Linked DNA regions of Homo sapiens: all the other regions are linked to region 3. A link is a loop called in an ENCODE intact Hi-C map of the cell type or tissue named here. Cell type or tissue: PC-9. All regions are shown on one strand. Region 1 overlaps TARID (TCF21 antisense RNA inducing promoter demethylation). Region 2 overlaps TARID (TCF21 antisense RNA inducing promoter demethylation). Region 3 overlaps TARID (TCF21 antisense RNA inducing promoter demethylation).

Region 1 (2,500 bases), 190 kb after region 3:
ACTTTATCTGACAATACTGCAATCATATCCTCCATGCCACTGTTTCAAGCCATTCTGGGCAGGCTTTTCCCTCCATCTCAGGTGACCTACTGTGCCTTCTCTACAAGGAAGACCCAGCTCAAATGGCTTTTTCTCCTCCTCCATAAAATCTTGGCTGACCTGCTCCACTCAGTCCAAGCAGAGCTGATCATTCCCCTCTTTGTGCCACAACAGTGCCTGGTACGTACTCCATTATGCCCCAAGTCACAAGCTGTATCTCACCCATTTGTGTGTGTCTGGATGTGAAGTCAGTGGGACACAGTGTGCTTCACTCAACCACATCCCCAATACCAGAAACTAGTAGATACCTCAGGAGAAATTTTGTATGGGAAAGGAGCAGAGGGTCAGAGCCAGACAAAGCTGGATTTGAACCCAGGATACTGTGCCAATACATTTACACTCTCAAGGCTTAAAGTTCCTTTTCTACACTTTGAAAAAAATAAATAAATAAGACATCCCTGGTGAAGTAACTGTTGAAAATTAAATTAAGTTGTTCATATGTAAGAAACTTGTCACTAAACATAAAACCACCAAAATAGTTAGTTACTTTCGCATCCCATGCTCTTTCCTAAACTAAAAAGTCGTTTCCGGGGTTATAATGTCTTTCCACTTAAAAAAACCTGCAGAGAACTTCAATTTTAGTTTTTCAATTAAGCTTTAAATTTTGTCTGATTATGACCTAATATACTTAATAAGAAGGTAAGCTCAACTTTTAATAAGATATCTTATTTGTTCTTACTAATTTACCTGCCCAATTTTCTTCCTTTACAATTAAATGGTACTTCCAATTAGACCATATAAAAAGAGAAAAACTCTGCTCCCAAAAGCTTGCAAGAGAAGAGAGTTTCTAAAAATTACTCTTGTCTCATCTGTCTGACTCACATTTATCTAAAAATAAAAGAAAAGCTAGGAGAAAAAATAAACGAACAGAGGATAACATGCAGCCTCATGTCTCTGAGTCAGATAACAAGATAATTTTTCTGCATGGTCTATATTTCACTTTTCTTTTCAAAATGACCTTTCTACCCCCTAACCCTATCACTAGAATATAAATCCATTAATGAGGAATCTTTTCTTCCCCTGTCCTTTTTCATATCAATTGCAGCAGGACATTAGACTGTTCTTTGAGTTCATTCACTTTATAGCTATTAGAAAGAAAATATAGCCTGGAGACAGCCTGTCTCCAATTGGTTAAGCACAAGTTGAAAAAATAAATTCCTGAGTTTCTTTCATCTGCCACTGATTTTCCATGTGAAACCTAGAGAAGTGTCCAAACTTCATTTTTTAAATCTGTGAAATGGGTGAATCATTAAAAAAAAAAACAAAAAACACCTCTTTTAATGTCCATTTTTGGCAGAAAATAAAAAGGTCTTAAAATATTACTGTTTTATACTTAATGATTTTAAAATATGCTTGCTTCACTTTCACTCCCATAGAATTAAATGACATTGCTCATTAGGTGTTATGAAATAATAAAAATAATCATATTAATAAAATGTAGTTGTTAGTGTAACTTTCTCCAGAAGTACTCACATTCTAATCTAACTTCCGAAACCAAAAGAATCACTGAGAAAACTATGTAGGAAACTTTAGAATAAATTGACAGGTATCTTAAAAGGTATATGTAGAGTGGTGCCAATCCATTCAACCATTTACTTATTCATTCATCAAGTGTTTAGCTCTGTGACAGACTTCTCCTGAGTTCCATTTCCTCAGTTTCCTGACAATCAGATTGGACTAGCAAATGTATAAACTATGTAACTCAGGGGTTTATAGCTTAATGTTCCTAAATTAATCCTCTGATAATTTTATTAATACTAGTATTCACCGAGCTTTGCTGCCTTTCAAATAACATTTGCACTTTTATTGCAGCATGGCCTTCTCCTGAAGACACAAGTACCTTACACTGGACATGTGCATGCCCGGTTGATGGTTAATGTATGTCAGGGATAGATCTTGAGTCCTCCAACAAGAGTAACAACAAAAGCATGACAACTGAGTTTTGAAGAAGACTTTTTTGCTTGAGTTAGAACCCCAAGAAGTCTTTCACAGGCCCCGGAAACTATGTCATGTCCCTCAGCTATCCTTGCTCAAAGCCTTCCTTTTAAAACAGGTCTCTCTTCCCCTATTAAACCGTCAGAGCTATGAGTGCAGGGATCAAGTCTGTCTTGTTCATCCCATATATTTATGCTTAGCACGGCACCTGGTCTATAAGAAGTGTGCAAAAATGGTGAATGAACTTTGACAAAGCTTTCTCAACACATTATCCCATTTGATCCACTCCTCCTACACCCTCTTCACAAGATCATTTTCAATGTCAAGACCCATAACTGCAGTATACCACATACTCAGCAATCAATGAACAGTCATTTCTCATCGTCTCCTTGCTGTGGGAGGGTGGGGAATGTGACATCACAGTCAATCAGATGTTACAGTGGGGCAAGAAAAAAAGATGAGCAGA
Region 2 (2,500 bases), 180 kb after region 3:
AAACATTGAGGGTAATATTTTCAATACAGCGATAGGCAAGTAGTCTGTTTAATTTTTTTTTTTTTTTTTTTTTTTTTTTTTTTTGAGATGGAGTCTTGCTCTTTCCCCCAGGCTGGAGTGCAATGGCGTGATCTCAGCTCACTGCAAGCTCTGCCTCCTGGGTTCACGCCATTCTCCTGCTTCGGTCTCCAGAGTAGCTGGGACTACAGGCTCCTGCCACCATGCCCGGCTAATTTCTTTGTATTTTTTAGTAGAAACGGGGTTTCACTGTGTTAGCCAGGATGGTCTTAATCTCCTGAGCTCGTGATCTGCCCGCCTCAGCCTCACAAAGTAGTCTGTTTAATATTTTTAAAGTTTTCCAAATCAATAAGAGACAGATGAGCATCTGTTATTTTATTTTATTTATTTTTTAAGAGATGGGGCCTCACTTTGTTCCACAGGTTGCAGTGCAGTGGCATGATCATAGCTCACTATAGCCTCAAACTTCTGGCCTCAAGGGATCCTCTTGCTTCAGTTCCCCAGTAGCTAGGACTAAATTTAAAATAAATTTTTAAATTATTTTCAGAGACTGAGATCTTACCATCTAGCCCAGGCTAGTCTGCAACTCCCGGGCTCAAGCAATCCTCATTCTCCCAATGTGCTGGGATGACAGACCTGAGCCTCTGTGTCTGGCCTTATATTTTATATATATAAAGGGTAAGGACTGTTAATTCACAAAAGAAGAATAAAAAAGAAGTAAAATGGCCAAAACACACTTTTAAGTATAAAATCCCACTGGAAATCAAGTAAAAGCAAATGGTTTCCCCCAACACATTGGCAAAGGTGTGAAAATAAATATATATTCAATTTGAAGAGGACATTGGAAAAATCAATACTTCAATGTATTCATACATTTTGACCCAGATTTTTAAAATTCTATTAATTTATCCAGAGAAAAACAATAATGGAATGCCTATCACATATGCCTAAGAAAAAAAGGTGCCTAATAAATATTTTTGAATAGATGTATAAAAATACTTTTGCAATAAGAATGTTTATAATAGCAAAAACTGGAAAAAACTGAAATGTCCCAGGATAAGGCATTAAATAAACTGTTATCTCCATACAGTGAAATACTGGGTAGCCATTGGAAATTTTCGATTAAAGGTGTGGAACTACATAGTCTATATATAAATAAATAATAAACCATTTAAAAACAATTTATATGATTTCATTTTTTTCAAGTGTTATGTATCTACACATACATACTCACTCTCCTACAATAAATAAAAGTAATGGAAGGATTTTTGCCAAAGTATTCATAGAAGTACTGTCGTTTTTATTTTCATTAAATATGCATTACTAACCTAGTACAAAGAAGCAATAAATGTTATTTTTAAGTACTGGTAAAAGTGTTGAATATTTGATAAAACTTTCTTTCCTCCTCCTTCCTTCCCTGAAATGTCTGTACACTTAGTCAGTGTGTGAAGTGTGAAAATGTTGAAAAGAGAATGACGAATTTAGCTGGAATCGATGGAGGAACCCTTCCTGTAAGAGGAGTCATTTGAGGTAAGTCTTAAAGGATGAGTACATTTTGAATGCAAGGGTAGGGGAAGGCAGGAAACCCCAGAGTGTGTGGGAGAAGAAGAGATGAATTCAGTTTGAGAGGCAGGTATTGAATTGTGTGTTAGACATGAAGCTGAAAGGTAGCTGGGGTTGAAACCACAGGTAGGCTTCTCCATCCTAATGAGAAGGCTGAATTTCTCCATAGGATACTTCCTCGTTCCACATTGGTGACTCACCTGGAGCAGGGCTTGGGAATTCTGTCTCTGCCTGGAGCTTTTTTTTTTTTTTTTTTTTTTTTTTTTTTTGAGAGAGAGTCTCGCTTTGTCACCCGGGCTGGAGTGCAGTGGCGCGATCTCAGCTCACTGCAAGCTCCGCCCTTCTGGGTTCACGCCATTCTCCTGCCTCAGCCTCCCGAGTAGCTGGACTACAGGCGCCCACCACCACGCCCCGCTAATTTTTGTATTTTTAGCAGAGATGGGGCTTCACCGTGTTGGCCAGGATGGTGTCGATCTCGTGACCTCGTGACCCACCCGCCTCGGCCTCCCAAAGTGCTGGGATGACAGGCGTGAGCCACCGCGCCCAGCCTGCCTGGAGCTCTTTAAAGGGCTCTGAGCCTGGGATTCTTGGGAGAGTTCCATTGCATTGTATGGTCACGGAGATTGACACAGGTGATTTTTTTTTTTAATAGAAAAGTGTTATCACTAACCCTTCTCAATATATTTTCTGTCCCCTTATTTTTTTAAGATGGATATCTCTAATCTAGGTCAGAGGAGGAGTGTGGTATGCCAAATTCTTTTGCTCTGGCTAACATGATTGGTAAATAAGTGAGAATTGACACTTTTTTTGTTCTTCTTCATTCCACATATTATTCTTGTATGACACTTTTCTCTGTAATGTGAACATGTCACTCTTGAAAGTAAGCCCAAGCCCATACATAGGTACAGGACCTCATTGC
Region 3 (2,500 bases):
CCACTTGCAGTGACTTTTGATGCATGTGTTTCAGTAGCTTCTGGAGATGGGCTACGTGGAAATACAGAACGATTCTCAAGTAGATTTGAGACAACTCCGAGGAGTCTGAGAAATTTGGGGGAAGAATTTGAACTTGCCTGCAATTCCCAAGCAGTAGAGGAAGTTGGTCGGATGATTACTTGCAGGTTCGTGTTGTCTGTGAAAAAAACAAGTTTGATTAAATAATCAGCAAAACCTGGATAGTCAGAAAAGACTTGAGAGCAAGTGAGAAAATTCCAAGTATCCCCTCCATCTTTCTTTTAGTACCTAACACAGTACATGACACATAGAAGGAGCACCACAGATATCTGTTCGATTACACCCTGATTGCACTTACTGCTCTCTGAGGCCAAAAGATATAGGGTCGAACGTTTTGAGCAGAAAATAACTGGCTCAAGGCTGAGGAAAAACAACAGTAACACGAACCATAACAACAAAATCTACGCTGGGAGCGGTGGCTCACACCTGTAATCCCAGCACATTGGGAGACAGAGGCATGCGGATCACATGAGGCCAGGAGTTCGAGATTAGTCTGGCCAACATGGTGAAACCCTGTCTCTACTAAAAATACAAAAAAAAAAAAAAAAAAAAAATTTAGCTGGGCGTGGTGGCACACGCCTGTAATCCCAGCTACTGGGAAGACTGAGGCAGGAGAATCGCTTAAACCTGGGAAGCGGAGGTTACTGTGAGCCGAGATCGCGCATGGCACTCCAGCTTGGGCAACAGAGCGAAACTCCGTCTCAAAACAACAACAAAAACCTAAGGAGTGAGATAAGAATAAAGACGTTTCTTTATTCCTCATAAGAACCCCTCACCAGGTCCTTCCCTAGAAATAAGCTAATTATTGTTAAAATTTATTCAGTTAAAGGAAAAAACGCCATCAATCCTTTTCTTTCCTCCTTCCCTTCATTATTCAGGTTTCTGAAAGTCTTCCCACTGGCAATACCTCAGAAGGACACCAGAGGACGATGTATTTTAACTGTTCGGATTCTCTCTAAAACCCCATCTTTCTTTTTCAGAGTCTCAAATCTCAACTGACAAATTAACCTAAGAACTATTCCACGAAATAAAGTAGAAGCAGCATGCCTTGTAGAGAAGCCGTGGTATAATGTATTATACTTTAATATTAATATTGTATTTTACACAGAATTTCTGCGAACTGCATGAATACTGATGATTCCAAGCCTAAACAAGAGGGGGAGTACAATCACAACACTCTGGAGATTAGGTGCTTAAAGCTTTCGAAAACGGCAGCCCGCTTTGTTACTGTGGCCGGTTCCTGGCTGGGAACAGGCTCCTTTTCGGCACTACCTACTTGATACGTGTGATGTTGTCACAAACATCTAGAAAAAACATTAGTTCTCAGGAAAAGAATAACAGGAGACACGTATATTGCCATATGAAAACAAGTATACATACGTGTGTATGCATGTGTATATTTGTACAAATTATGACCCCCTCGAAAACCTATGATCAGTGTCTCAAATATTAACATTACAGATAGTATTCCATCATTCCTGACTGCAACTGACAGGAGTTTCACTGAGAAGTGAGGATCGGAGCTTTGGTGACTCAGCTCTTTGTAGTCACCCCAGCAGGGTGTGTCATATGAGGGCCACGGAGCATGCATCATCCTGAGGAAGGTGTTTAAAACCAGCTCCCCTCGATGAGACAATCTCAGCGCTCCCTCTAGCTAAACCTGGCCTTATTGCCCTAACTCTAGTACACCAGATTTAAATATGCTTCACATAAAATACATTTGTCAAAAAGTACTAGAAATTAAGCACTTAGAAGCAACATCCAACTTATTAATGAAACTATAATTTTTCCTCAATATCTCAGCAATGATGAAGTAAACTAACTTTAGGGTAGACGTTAAAGCGTTATTTGCCATACATTTTTGCAATTCTAGCCCTCTTTAAACCTACTTGCAGAAAGTTATTAGCCCCAATGTCCATAAAATCCTTCTAAAAGAAGCTAATTCTTCTTCCCCAGCACCCAAAGTTGTTTGTGTTTTCTGTGAAGATATATTTAATATTCAGAAATTACTCTGTGACTTGCAAAATACAACTGACTCAAAATATATAAGTAGTGGGAGGGATTCTAACCTATAAATAAAAACCTCTTAAGTCTCAAAACATTTTAAGTAATTTTAAAACATTTTAAAATTTTAGAAAATAATTTATTGAATTAAAATAGTCAGCAATTACTGGTTATTACTAACATGAGCAAAATCACTGACAATTCAACTAAATTAAATCTATGAAAATCTGGGATTTAAGAATAATGTATTTATAATTTCTACAGAGGACAAGCCATAAATATTTTAACTTGAGAGTCTCGCATATATACACATTGTGAGCTAAATTAATCAAAACACTTGCTTAAAAAATTAACTATGCTTGAGGTGTCATGGTAGAGATCATATTTTAATGTATCAGAAAGAGATTTGATGCTTGAC

Evidence for each region. Hi-C counts contacts between places; a loop is a spot of excess contacts. Peaks named below come from ENCODE experiments on the same cell type or tissue, not always from the same donor. Only the 100,000 strongest peaks of a DNase experiment are listed, where the experiment ranks them.
Region 1: it touches region 3 in a loop (4-fold over the local background); 3 of 110 quality-filtered maps call a loop at or near these places.
Region 2: a loop joins it to region 3, with 11 times the contacts of the local background. A loop is called at or near these places in 2 of 110 quality-filtered maps.

The regions. Positions count from the first base shown.
Region 1 is chr6:133,760,959-133,763,458 of GRCh38, forward strand. The region is part of intron 3 of TARID (TCF21 antisense RNA inducing promoter demethylation); the gene reads right to left. All of the region lies in intron 2 of LOC124901402 (a long non-coding RNA gene), which reads left to right. Among named protein-coding and RNA genes, the nearest start is that of LINC01312, 59 kb to the right of the region's middle. In PC-9, no CTCF peak of the experiment used is centred here; no DNase peak of the experiment used is centred here.
Region 2 is chr6:133,744,198-133,746,697 of GRCh38, forward strand. All of the region lies in intron 4 of TARID (TCF21 antisense RNA inducing promoter demethylation), which reads right to left. Among named protein-coding and RNA genes, the nearest start is that of LINC01312, 76 kb to the right of the region's middle. In PC-9, no CTCF peak of the experiment used is centred here; DNase peaks (open chromatin) are centred at 1,504, 1,754 and 2,364; H3K4me3 peaks cover 1,276 bases; H3K27ac peaks cover 2,360 bases.
Region 3 is chr6:133,568,053-133,570,552 of GRCh38, forward strand. TARID (TCF21 antisense RNA inducing promoter demethylation) reads right to left here. Exons shown (of 9, transcript NR_109982.1): 5 at 138-196. Among named protein-coding and RNA genes, the nearest start is that of EYA4-AS2, 110 kb to the left of the region's middle. In PC-9, CTCF peaks have their summits at 1,008, 1,212 and 1,787; a DNase peak (open chromatin) is centred at 1,659; H3K4me3 peaks cover 1,308 bases; H3K27ac peaks cover 1,749 bases.